Linked DNA regions of Homo sapiens: all the other regions are linked to region 2. A link is a loop called in an ENCODE intact Hi-C map of the cell type or tissue named here. Cell type or tissue: B cell. All regions are shown on one strand. Region 1 has its middle 35 kb from the start of MIR298. Region 2 has its middle 8.7 kb from the start of ANKRD60. Region 3 has its middle 22 kb from the start of MIR298.

The links. Hi-C counts contacts between places; a loop is a spot of excess contacts. Peaks named below come from ENCODE experiments on the same cell type or tissue, not always from the same donor. Only the 100,000 strongest peaks of a DNase experiment are listed, where the experiment ranks them.
Region 1: a loop joins it to region 2, with 22 times the contacts of the local background. A loop is called at or near these places in 50 of 110 quality-filtered maps.
Region 3: a loop joins it to region 2, with 10 times the contacts of the local background. A loop is called at or near these places in 44 of 110 quality-filtered maps.

Annotation. Positions count from the first base shown.
Region 1 is chr20:58,850,958-58,854,957 of GRCh38, forward strand. It overlaps a transcript of GNAS not described here. Among named protein-coding and RNA genes, the nearest start is that of MIR298, 35 kb to the left of the region's middle. RefSeq lists enhancers at 1,601-1,700, 3,634-4,000. In B cell, a CTCF peak has its summit at 1,906 (motif pointing left); DNase peaks (open chromatin) are centred at 864, 1,914, 2,904 and 3,414; H3K4me3 peaks cover 2,752 bases; H3K27me3 peaks cover 3,635 bases.
Region 2 is chr20:58,235,305-58,239,304 of GRCh38, forward strand. It overlaps the pseudogene PPP4R1L. Among named protein-coding and RNA genes, the nearest start is that of ANKRD60, 8.7 kb to the left of the region's middle. RefSeq lists a silencer at 1,821-1,870. In B cell, CTCF peaks have their summits at 1,955 (motif pointing right) and 2,161; a DNase peak (open chromatin) is centred at 1,927; H3K4me3 peaks cover 633 bases; H3K27ac peaks cover 1,262 bases.
Region 3 is chr20:58,837,983-58,841,982 of GRCh38, forward strand. It overlaps GNAS-AS1 and a transcript of GNAS not described here. Among named protein-coding and RNA genes, the nearest start is that of MIR298, 22 kb to the left of the region's middle. In B cell, CTCF peaks have their summits at 1,635 (motif pointing left) and 1,835; DNase peaks (open chromatin) are centred at 1,629 and 2,359; H3K27me3 peaks cover 1,227 bases.

The DNA of each region.
Region 1 (4,000 bases), 620 kb after region 2:
AGGCAGCCTTGATTGGCATGACCCCTGCCCAATGGCTGACCCGGCGCTGGGGTCGGAGGGGAGTGAGTTGGTGTTGGGACCCAGTTGGGCCATTCAGTGGATGCTCAAGTGGTTAAGCCGTCTTGCGTGGGTGTAGTTGGCCAAAGTTTGAATCAAAGTTCAGTGTTGACATCTGGAAGTGTGTAGACCCATAGAGCTAAAGCGATATATCTTTGGGGGATCCCAAACGTTTCCCAGGGTCCAACTGTGTTCGCCTCCTTCCGTGCTGCGTGGCCACATGGATGGTGGATGCAGGGGTGCAAGGATGCACGGTGCCTGTGGTACCCTGGCTCTAAGAGGGATGCATTAGACTAAACGGGATCGCAACTTGCGGTGGTTCGCCCGCCTGCAGCTCTTATACAGCAGCCCGTGCCGTGCGCCCTGCTTGCTGCAGCCCGCCCTGTGTAACTCATCCAGCCTCCCCTCCCCCAGGGTTCTGCAGGTCAGATGACCCCCTGCCTCCTGCCCAGTTGCTCTGTGCCTAGACGTGGCTCGCCAATCTGTCTCACTGGTGAGACCGACCTGATGCGCACCTGCCGAGTTTTATGTGACCCCCTTACAGCAGCTTTTCTCCCGGGTTCCAATCCCTCTGCAGACCCCAGACCAGAGCATAGCATGTGCACACATCAAGGCCACCAGGTGGTGTGGGCATTTACCTTTGGCTAGCTCTGAGCTCACCGCAGCATGGTAGCGGGAGCGCAGCTGCGCGGGCAACCGCCGGGTTTGTGGCCGGTTGGCGGGCTCAGTGCCGCCTCAGTGGGCTCTAGCAGTAGAAAAGTAAAGCGACTACCCTAAGATACCCAGAGCGAGAGGAGAGGGGCTAGAAGGGTGCTGGAGGCAGGCTGTAGTGGGGCTAAAGGAGCTGACTGACCAGCGCTGCGGCCGGTGCCCGAAGCAGCGAGCAGCGCACCTCAGCTCCGGTTGCCGCGCGGCATGGTATTTATCTGTGGGTTCAGTGCGCACAGCGTTGTCCAGTCTCGAAACCACCCTAAACCGGCATTAAACCCCAACCAAAATCCCCTTTAACCCTTCCCTAGAACAGCAGGACCTGCGAAACTCTGAGGCCGCTTTGTGAGGTCCTCCTCTGCGCAGCACGCCCCCCACCCCTCTCTTGGTGCCGCCGCAGCTACTCCCTAGGGGGCTTTGCTCTTGGTGGTACGCACCCGAGACCTTCTTATTCCCCTGCGTCACCATCCACATAAACAAGAGAGCACCCTGCTTGCGCCGCTGTGGGCCACTGCGGAGACCCCTAGAGTGTGATGGGGGTGGGGGCTGTTAAAGTGCTTTACCGGAGCCAACCTCAGCAAGTGACAAACAAAAGCAGCAAAAAGTACACCCAAGGCATTTAAAAAACAAATTGCGTGCTTGCATACTCGGCATCCCCTCTCCCTCGCCTCTCTCTGCTTCTTTGGTGGGCTCACGACCACCTGTCGCATCCCTACGCGTGCCTGCGCCCCTTCCCAGGCACCAAAAGCCTTGCGCTCCGGACTAGGGGCTTGAGATCCGGGGCTGCCTGGAGGCTGGGGGCTATGACTCAGAGTTTCAGGGGTATCCTGGGGTGATGAAATCCTTCTTCAGTCCCCCCTCCCCCGAGGAGTCGGTTGGGTTGGGGAGGGAGGGTTTCAGCTCCTGTACTCCAGCGTTCCGAGGCCCACGTCTTGCGTCACGTGTCCCGCAACGCAGGAGCGCTTTCTCTGGCCAGCGGAGAAGCGAGGAGAAAGACTCCAAATCAGTCAGGGAGAGGAGTGGAAGGAGCCAAAACGTCCCTGCGAGGCCTGCGCTCACCAGCCCCCTTACCCAAAGTCCCGGGCCCCTGGCGCCAGGAGCAGGCTCCTGGAGCCGGAGCCAGCTCGGCACTGGAACCGGCGTCCTCTGGTGGCAGAGAGAGAGCGCTACTGGCGATTTTCGGACCGAATCGGCACGCTCGTCAGATCCAAGCAGGCGGGACTGGCCTGGAGCAAAAAGAAAGAGAGAGGAGGGCGTAAGGATAGACCAAGGAAGAGGGGCTGGGGGGCAGCCTGGGGGCATGAAAAGTGGCCAGGAAGGAGCCAAGACTCCACCAGCAACAATTGAGTTGCTTCAGCCTCAGTCTAGGGTTCCTTCCAGGCCTTGAACCCCCCAACCTCACAAGGGTTGGAAAGTGAGGCCGGTGAACTTTCCAGCTGGTACTTTGATTTTAAAATAATAATAATAATTTTTTCACCCTAGTTCGGTTGGGTGCTCCATCTTACGGAGCCCCAAACTTATTTTGAGAGGCCGCCACCGTGTTATGGGCGTGCGCAACTGCCTCTACGGCAATAATATGTCAGGACAACGCGATATCCCCCCTGAAATCGGGGAACAGCCCGAGCAACCACCTTTGGAGGCCCCAGGGGCAGCTGCCCCCGGTGCTGGGCCTAGCCCAGCCGAAGAGATGGAGACCGAACCGCCTCACAACGAGCCCATCCCCGTCGAGAATGATGGCGAGGCCTGTGGACCCCCAGAGGTCTCCAGACCCAACTTTCAGGTCCTCAACCCGGCATTCAGGGAAGCTGGAGCCCATGGAAGCTACAGCCCACCTCCTGAGGAAGCAATGCCCTTCGAGGCTGAACAGCCCAGCTTGGGAGGCTTCTGGCCTACACTGGAGCAGCCTGGATTCCCCAGTGGGGTCCATGCAGGCCTTGAGGCCTTCGGCCCAGCACTCATGGAGCCCGGAGCCTTCAGTGGTGCCAGACCAGGCCTGGGAGGATACAGCCCTCCACCAGAAGAAGCTATGCCCTTTGAGTTTGACCAGCCTGCCCAGAGAGGCTGCAGTCAACTTCTCTTACAGGTCCCAGACCTTGCTCCAGGAGGCCCAGGTGCTGCAGGGGTCCCCGGAGCTCCTCCCGAGGAGCCCCAAGCCCTCAGGCCTGCAAAGGCTGGCTCCAGAGGAGGCTACAGCCCTCCCCCTGAGGAGACTATGCCATTTGAGCTTGATGGAGAAGGATTTGGGGACGACAGCCCACCCCCGGGGCTTTCCCGAGTTATCGCACAAGTCGACGGCAGCAGCCAGTTCGCGGCAGTCGCGGCCTCGAGTGCGGTCCGCCTCACTCCCGCCGCGAACGCGCCTCCCCTCTGGGTCCCAGGCGCCATCGGCAGCCCATCCCAAGAGGCTGTCAGACCTCCTTCTAACTTCACGGGCAGCAGCCCCTGGATGGAGATCTCCGGACCCCCGTTCGAGATTGGCAGCGCCCCCGCTGGGGTCGACGACACTCCCGTCAACATGGACAGCCCCCCAATCGCGCTTGACGGCCCGCCCATCAAGGTCTCCGGAGCCCCAGATAAGAGAGAGCGAGCAGAGAGACCCCCAGTTGAGGAGGAAGCAGCAGAGATGGAAGGAGCCGCTGATGCCGCGGAGGGAGGAAAAGTACCCTCTCCGGGGTACGGATCCCCTGCCGCCGGGGCAGCCTCAGCGGATACCGCTGCCAGGGCAGCCCCTGCAGCCCCAGCCGATCCTGACTCCGGGGCAACCCCAGAAGATCCCGACTCCGGGACAGCACCAGCCGATCCTGACTCCGGGGCATTCGCAGCCGATCCCGACTCCGGGGCAGCCCCTGCCGCCCCAGCCGATCCCGACTCCGGGGCGGCCCCTGACGCCCCAGCCGATCCCGACTCCGGGGCGGCCCCTGACGCCCCAGCCGATCCAGATGCCGGGGCGGCCCCTGAGGCTCCCGCCGCCCCTGCGGCTGCTGAGACCCGGGCAGCCCATGTCGCCCCAGCTGCGCCAGACGCAGGGGCTCCCACTGCCCCAGCCGCTTCTGCCACCCGGGCAGCCCAAGTCCGCCGGGCGGCCTCTGCAGCCCCTGCCTCCGGGGCCAGACGCAAGATCCATCTCAGACCCCCCAGCCCCGAGATCCAGGCTGCCGATCCGCCTACTCCGCGGCCTACTCGCGCGTCTGCCTGGCGGGGCAAGTCCGAGAGCAGCCGCGGCCGCCGCGTGTAC
Region 2 (4,000 bases):
GCTCATTGATGAAATTTAACCCCAATGCACTTTCACTGTTGGAATAGAACTTCTGCAGAATTGCCACGACCTGTGAAAAACATCAAAAGAGCACATTTAAAATGCTGCCATCTATTTGAATTACGAATACTACTCTACACGGAAACTAGACATTTTTATGCATCCTTCCACCTTTAAAATGAATTTATAGGCGCAGGAGAAAGTAATTTTTGTCACGGTCATCATTAGAACACAGAGAAAAAAGATGTTTAAATATAGGCAATACACACACACACATAAAACCCTTCATAAAAATGAAACTTCAAAGGAGACTGACATTAGAAAAATACATTCTTAATCTTAAGGTTCCAAATTTTAGAGCATGTCCCCTTGCTTAATAACTAAATCATTACCTTTCAGAACATGTCATTTTTATAAAATTTTAATACCATCAGAGTATCTTAAAATCAATATTGTCAAATGTGATTTTTTTTCATCAGTATTCAGCTGGTGTAAAGCCCACATAAAAAAATAGGATCAGCTTTTCTACAGCAGAGTCTTTGCTCACTAAATATTTTTCTACAAAACCAAGCTGTAAATCAACCTGTATTTTAAAAACACTAACCTATGGCTTAAAGAGTTTCATATATAAAAGGATTACTCCACAATTGCCGTCACTGAAACATATAACAAAAAAAGCTATCCTACAAATTGATAAAACTATAATATAGTTCCTAATTTCAAATTTTAAAAGCTAGTTTCATAGGTTAGCTGACAAAGTAAGCCCAGAAAAATTAAAAGAGTTAAAATGGAAGATACATCAACATTCCTATTTGTAAAAATCACAGAGCAAATGCCCTGATTCCTTACTAGTTTGAAGGAGATCCACCGAACTTCAGAAACTTGATCTGCACACAACTTTAAGGCAATGTGCATTAGGTAATCATAAACATCATTGGGACTATAGAGTTCCAGAATCAGTATCAGCTGTCTGAAATTAAAAGGAAAACAACAACAACAAAAACAACAACAAAAAAAACATTATTTTTGGGCAAAAAAACAAAATTATTGATTTCTTTTTACTGTTATTTCATCTTACAGATAAAAATAGCCAGGCTGGGAAATGAACAGCAAAAGACCCAGCAAGATTTCGGTCTTCAGTAAAATGCCAACAGCAGAAAGCTGAGCAAAATGACCATGCAAAAAAAATGTGAACAAAATTTTAATTCTTCATCTCACACACATACAAATCAAACAAAAAGGAAATAAACTCTGTAAAATAGAGGCTGAGAAATTTATGAATACAGATTTAATATTTCAATTTTAGGTTATCAGTTGAAAAGCACATAAAACTTTAAAAATCAGATAACATAAAAATAGCCAGAATGTTGAAGTTCACAAAGGTCAACAGATCAAGCGAACACTCTGAGATTGCACGACCGCCCCGGCGTTTCTCCGACTGCAAACCGAACCGGATGCTCCTGCTCGCGGCTCTTGGCAGCACGAGGTGGTTTCACTGCAGCGAGGTCCGCTTGGAGAGAACTGGGAGCGCGTGCTCCTTACTCCGAAAGACAAAAGCATGCAGGAGACGGCTGGCTGCGAAAACCCACTACCAAAGCTTTCACTACTTTCTAAATGGGGATGGGGAGAAGGGCATGAAAATAAATGACATTGCTTTCACCCAGGCAACGAAAGGAAATGAAAAAGAGATGGGGAGGAAGTTAGAACCAGAAGCCCGGAGTGCTGGTGAATACTTTCATATCAAAAAGCACCGTTTTCAAAAACATGATACCAATATCATGGGCACCGGAGCACAGAATTCATATCAGTCGCTGTGGCTTCAATAAGCCGGGAGATGGGAGATAGGGCGCGTAGGGGGCTAGATAACGTGGTCGGGCACTGGGGCCGCGCAACCACCCGGGGAAGCCCCGCCGGGCACCGAGCGCGCCTACTTCCCGTGCGCCGCCGCTAGAGGTCGCACTGCTTTCATGGAAAACGTGGGCCTGTTTTTCTCGACTCAGAACAGGATGCTGGGAACATGGTAAAATGACTGAAACCTCAATCTCTCAAATTAAGCAGAATGATTAAAGACCACAGCAAAGAGAAAGGCTTTCGGTTTGCCCCTGGCATCAGCCAAATCATATCCTGAATAGCTGCAAAAGCCTGATGAATTTATTCAGGGAAGACAATTATTTGAGAGATTTCTAGTTGTGGATGAGAAAAATGAAAACTAAAGACACCGAAATGAAAACAAGGTAAAAACTAAAACCCAAACAACAACTGCCACAAACAAATTCCCTCCACACCGTGAAAGGCACATTATATACCTTAGGAAGGGGAGTTATTTAAACTGATGCTTCCACCCTTTCATCATCACTAAAGCCTGGAACATTCCTTTTGCCAGCTCAAGACAGAATTAAATAACTCCTTCAGGCACAAAATGATGTGCAGATAGGAGCCACCTTGGGGAACCTTTTTGTTTCATAATCATCTCATCTGGGTTAGACCCCTTCCTGTCTCCCACAGTAGCTAAAGGGCATTAAGCATGCTGTACCCTACGGAGAGGACCACACTCAGAATGTTCAGGAAAGCTCTGGTAAAAACTGCTCCGATTAATAGGAAAACACTGAAGAGTGGGTGATTCATCTTTTATTTGGTTCAAATAAATTGCCTTCTAGAACAGCAGAACACTCTAATTCGAAAGTGACTCAAGCCCTGTCTTCATCTGAAAATGAATGTCTCCCCGGAGACTGTGGTATTTGTAACTCAGGGTTTTTGGAATTCTGTTTATACCTTAATAAAAACATAATCTCTTTATCTAAAAGAACACTATTGCTGCTGCTTTAGAAATCAATTATATGGTAAGAAAATTAAGATTTATTCCATCTAGTTTGCTTTCTCATATCCCCAAATATGTTTTTACTTACTCTGCTAGTTCATATCGAAACCTCCAATTCCTGCTGTTATCAGTCACTACAAATTCTTGAAGCTGATAAAGATAGTCTCTCCTCTTGTCTTCATGAAGCAACTATTTTTTAAAAATGTATATATAAACAAACATGTATAATCCTTCAAAATGACCCCAAATGCCCCCTTTTATTCCACTTCCAATTATACATTTGTCACTGGCAAGAACTTTTGCATTTCCCCTACACCTCGTCATCTATCACGCAGCGTGGCTGCGAATGAACACTGCTGTACACTGACATCAAATGCATCCCTGAACACCTCCAACCTTTTCCCCTGGCTAGGACATGTGCTTATTATGTATTTCTGAATGCCCCTGAGGTCTTCCTGCTTTAGTAATTTCCTATCTAAAAACAAAAAAACAGACAAACAAAAACCCAGTCTGTGTGTGTTTGGAAGACAGTGTGCCACTGCCGCTTCCCAGGGAGCGAGGCTGCTCGGCACCAGGAGAGGAGAGACTCAGCTGGAGCAGCGCACACCAGAGTCCGTGAAGGGCAGCTCTTGGTCATGTGGATGAGAGTAATTAGTTTCTCTAGGTCATTTTTAAACTCTTATTTTTTATATTCATCGTTCGTTTGGGGGGGAGGGGGGGAAGCCAGAAGGGAAGCAGCAGCGACTTGCAGAAAAAGTGCTTCATGCAGAACAGAGGTTGGACTTCAGCCCAGGCTCTTCCCCTGGGTGACTTCTGGGCAAGTCAGGTCACTACCTGGGGGCCTTGATTTCTTCTTTTGCAAAGAGTGTGCTAGGCTTTGTGTCTACCATCTTCCACAGAATTAAAACTCTAATGGACAGGAAAATGAGGAGAAAAAAGTTTAAAATATTTACCCATCACTGAAAGAACATCCACTTTAAGATTATGGATGGTACATTTCAGCTAAAGAAAGCTAAAAACTGCATTGTTTTTTTCACTGACACCATAGACATCCAGGGCTTCACAAATTTGATTCGGAGAGAGGAGGCTTGTTTTTTGCTTTTAACCCTTCTTCCTACCTTTAGAAAATCATACAGGTGTCTAAGAACTCCTATTCGCACTTCATCCAGATCCTTTAAAAAT
Region 3 (4,000 bases), 600 kb after region 2:
CAGTACCAGGAGGGCCTGGTGGGCCACCCAGTGGTAGAGCCTCTTTTTTTAAGATTCCCCATACTGACTCAAGAAGGAGAAAAGGACCACAACCCATGACATGTGTCCTAAGTGAAACAACCTTCTTGATACTCCCAGGGATTTTAGGATGATGGCTTTGCTCTGAGTTGTTTCGCCTTTGGACTTGTCACTATGGCCAAAAAGGCACCCCATAATCATCATGGAGGGCCAGACTGAAGACACGCACACCTCAAAAGCAGCAGCCAGGTTAGCTCCCACTGTAGGGATCTCCTCCTGTAGGCCATCATTTGATTTTCTAGGGCCAAGAAAGAGCGGCACTATTTACTCCAAATCTTCAGCCTTGCAGAGTACAACAACACGATCTAGTGGTGTCTGACCGCCCCCTAGCCCTGATCCAATCATTTTCTCATGTGGAATTCAAGCTAGATTAAACAATGTTGGTGGGTACAGAGGGATTCTGACTGATTCAATCTCCTGATTCACAGCAAATTAATCCAAAATATCCTTTCCTTAATACAATACTTTTGTTGTTGTTGTTCACTACTCTACCTTCAGCACCTAAAACACAGCTTGGCACATGCAAGGCACCCAATGAGTATTGCTGAGTTACCTTTGTTAAAAACCTATCTAGGAGCCGGGCGCGGTGGCTCACGCCTGTAATCCCAGCACTTTGGGAGGCCGAGGCGGGCGGATCACTTGAGGTCAGGAGTTTGAAACCAGCCTGGCCAATATGGCGAAACCCCTCTCTACTAAAACTACAAAAATTAGCCGAGCGTAGTGGTGCACGCCTGTAATCCCAGCTACTCAGGAGGCTTAGGTAGGAGAATCTCTTGAAGCCAGGAGGCAGAGGTTGCAGTGACCCAAGATCACATCAGTGCACTCCAGCTTGGGTGACAGAGCAAGATTCTGTCTCAAAAAAAAAAAAAAAAAAAAAAAAACCTACCTAGGAAATGGCTGTAAGGGGCCTCCAGTGAGGATTCCGTGTCACCCTGAACTGCCCCGCAGGAGAGAAGTGGTTGTGTGAACTGAGAGCGCAGGAAAGACTTCCCTTTACCCATGCTCTCAGCTCCAGTCCACTTCCAGCACCACCTTCTCAGCTCAATCGAGCTCAGGGCAGTCCTCAGATGGGCTTGCAGACTTGCAAACTACTACCTCAACCGTGGGGGCCCTTGTTGAAGAAGATGAGGTAATTAGCCAATTCAGACTGTTTGAGCACGTATTGTTTGGAAACTTTTCTAATTACAGTCACTATAACAGATCTGCTAAAGGTAGTTTCATGATTAATGGCTGCCCGAAGTTACCATCCTCAAACTATTAAGCCATTGGAAAATGCTAGAGGCTTAATACTCGTGTATAGACAGACCCTCATTCCCCTGAATATTTGCTATTTGGGGTTCTGGGTTTTTAGCTGCTCCCAGGCTGTGTTTATTTCCCCAATAACTGGGGAAACTGGGGAGGGGCACGACCCCACGGGAGCCTGCGCCCACCTGCCCAAGTACTGGACCTGGGGCTAGCTTGCCGCTTGCTCCTTGCCACCCGCCAGGCCCCCCGCCCATCGCTTCGCCCAAATCCTTTCAAACAAGGTTCCCTCCTGCCACCTGCCGGCCCACTAGGGTCTGCGCCACAGGCTCGGCGCCACCACGCAGCTCGCGGGGAGGTGGCCCCCACCTCCTTACTGCACATGCCCGGCAGAAGTCCGGGCGCGCAACTTCGCAGAACCTCACTGCCCGTCCCTCCTCGCCTCAGTCTCCTCTGTCCTCTCCCAGGCAAGAGGACCGGCGGAGGCACCTCTCTCGAGTCTTAGGCTGCGGAATCTAAGACTCAGCGAGAGGAGCCCGGGAGGAGACAGAACTTTCCCCTTTTTTCCCATCCCTTCTTCTTGCTCAGAGAGGCAAGCAAGGCGCGGAGCTTTAGAAAGTTCTTAAGTGGTCAGGAAGGTAGGTGCTTCCCTTTTTCTCCTCACAAGGAGGTGAGGCTGGGACCTCCGGGCCAGCTTCTCACCTCATAGGGTGTACCTTTCCCGGCTCCAGCAGCCAATGTGCTTCGGAGCCACTCTCTGCAGAGCCAGAGGGCAGGCCGGCTTCTCGGTGTGTGCCTAAGAGGATGGATCGGAGGTCCCGGGCTCAGCAGTGGCGCCGAGCTCGCCATAATTACAACGACCTGTGCCCGCCCATAGGCCGCCGGGCAGCCACCGCGCTCCTCTGGCTCTCCTGCTCCATCGCGCTCCTCCGCGCCCTTGCCACCTCCAACGCCCGTGCCCAGCAGCGCGCGGCTGCCCAACAGCGCCGGAGCTTCCTTAACGCCCACCACCGCTCCGGCGCCCAGGTATTCCCTGAGTCCCCCGAATCGGAATCTGACCACGAGCACGAGGAGGCAGACCTTGAGCTGTCCCTCCCCGAGTGCCTAGAGTACGAGGAAGAGTTCGACTACGAGACCGAGAGCGAGACCGAGTCCGAAATCGAGTCCGAGACCGACTTCGAGACCGAGCCTGAGACCGCCCCCACCACTGAGCCCGAGACCGAGCCTGAAGACGATCGCGGCCCGGTGGTGCCCAAGCACTCCACCTTCGGCCAGTCCCTCACCCAGCGTCTGCACGCTCTCAAGTTGCGAAGCCCCGACGCCTCCCCAAGTCGCGCGCCGCCCAGCACTCAGGAGCCCCAGAGCCCCAGGGAAGGGGAGGAGCTCAAGCCCGAGGACAAAGATCCAAGGGACCCCGAAGAGTCGAAGGAGCCCAAGGAGGAGAAGCAGCGGCGTCGCTGCAAGCCAAAGAAGCCCACCCGCCGTGACGCGTCCCCGGAGTCCCCTTCCAAAAAGGGACCCATCCCCATCCGGCGTCACTAATGGAGGACGCCGTCCAGATTCTCCTTGTTTTCATGGATTCAGGTTAGTTGCCCACCGCTAAACTGGGGAGCCTGAGGGCGGTGTGGGAGCAGCGCAGGTGGAAAGGAGGTGAGAAGGAAAGGCAGGTCAGGGGCGAGTGGGAAGAGAGGAGGCTCAGCTGGTCAGCCTGGGATCGGGGGTCAGGGTGAGGCGGCGAGGGCTCCCCCAAACTTCCCAGGATGCCAGGGGCGCCCTGGTGGCCAAAGGCTTGTTGGACGGCGGGGCGCACGCCGTGCGTCCCGCTGGAGACAACCTGAGGTCTCCGAGCTGGTGCCCCGGCTACGCGACTGAATCCCGAACGCACCCCAGATTTGGAGCTGCACACCCAAACGGCATTGGTAAGTCACTTGTTTTGCGCGCTTTTCTTCCTCCTAGAAAGACTAGTCTCAAATAAGTTGGCCTTCTCAGGTGTCCAAAATGTGGTTCGGAGGTGCGCGCGCCAACTTTCACGATGTGAGAGCAGCCGCGCTGTAGAGACACCGTTGAAATGTGCGGAAAGTAATCTGAATGGGAATGGGCGAGAACTCTAGAGACTGACCACCCGGGAGGGAAGTCACGCGCGCGCGGCGCCTAAGCAGCTCAGAGCCGGAGCCCAGGTCCCAGAGCTGACAATTAAGCCGCGGGACCTCCGCGCCAGTGCCTCCAGCTGCCGTGCGCCAGCCTTGGCCGCCACAGCCCGCCTCCCGTCGCTCGCGGGACAGAGACCGCCTCAAAGAGCGTGCGCACCTGCCCGCGCGCGCCGGAGCTGACCTCTCCCGGCGGCGGGCGGTTAGGGGAAAGTACCTGGGGGAAAGGTAGAGGAGGTAAGGGGACCCTTGGGGATGCCCCTACGGGCTACCAGGGTTGAACGCACAGGCATGGTCACGTCGGGGTATTGCCAAGCTTTTGGCGCAGCTGGTCGGGTGGCCAGGCTGCATGCGGCTTAGCAGGAGACGTCCTGGGCTGTTTGCGCAGGACCTCTGGAGGCCCTCGAGATCGTCGCAAGTGGAAAGGTAAAGCGGAACAAGGGACAGGCTGGAGACGGGGGTCGCGTCTAACATCAGGATAACTTACAATTCGTTTCCAAAGAGCGCGGTACGCGCAGAGCTGGGGAAAGGTG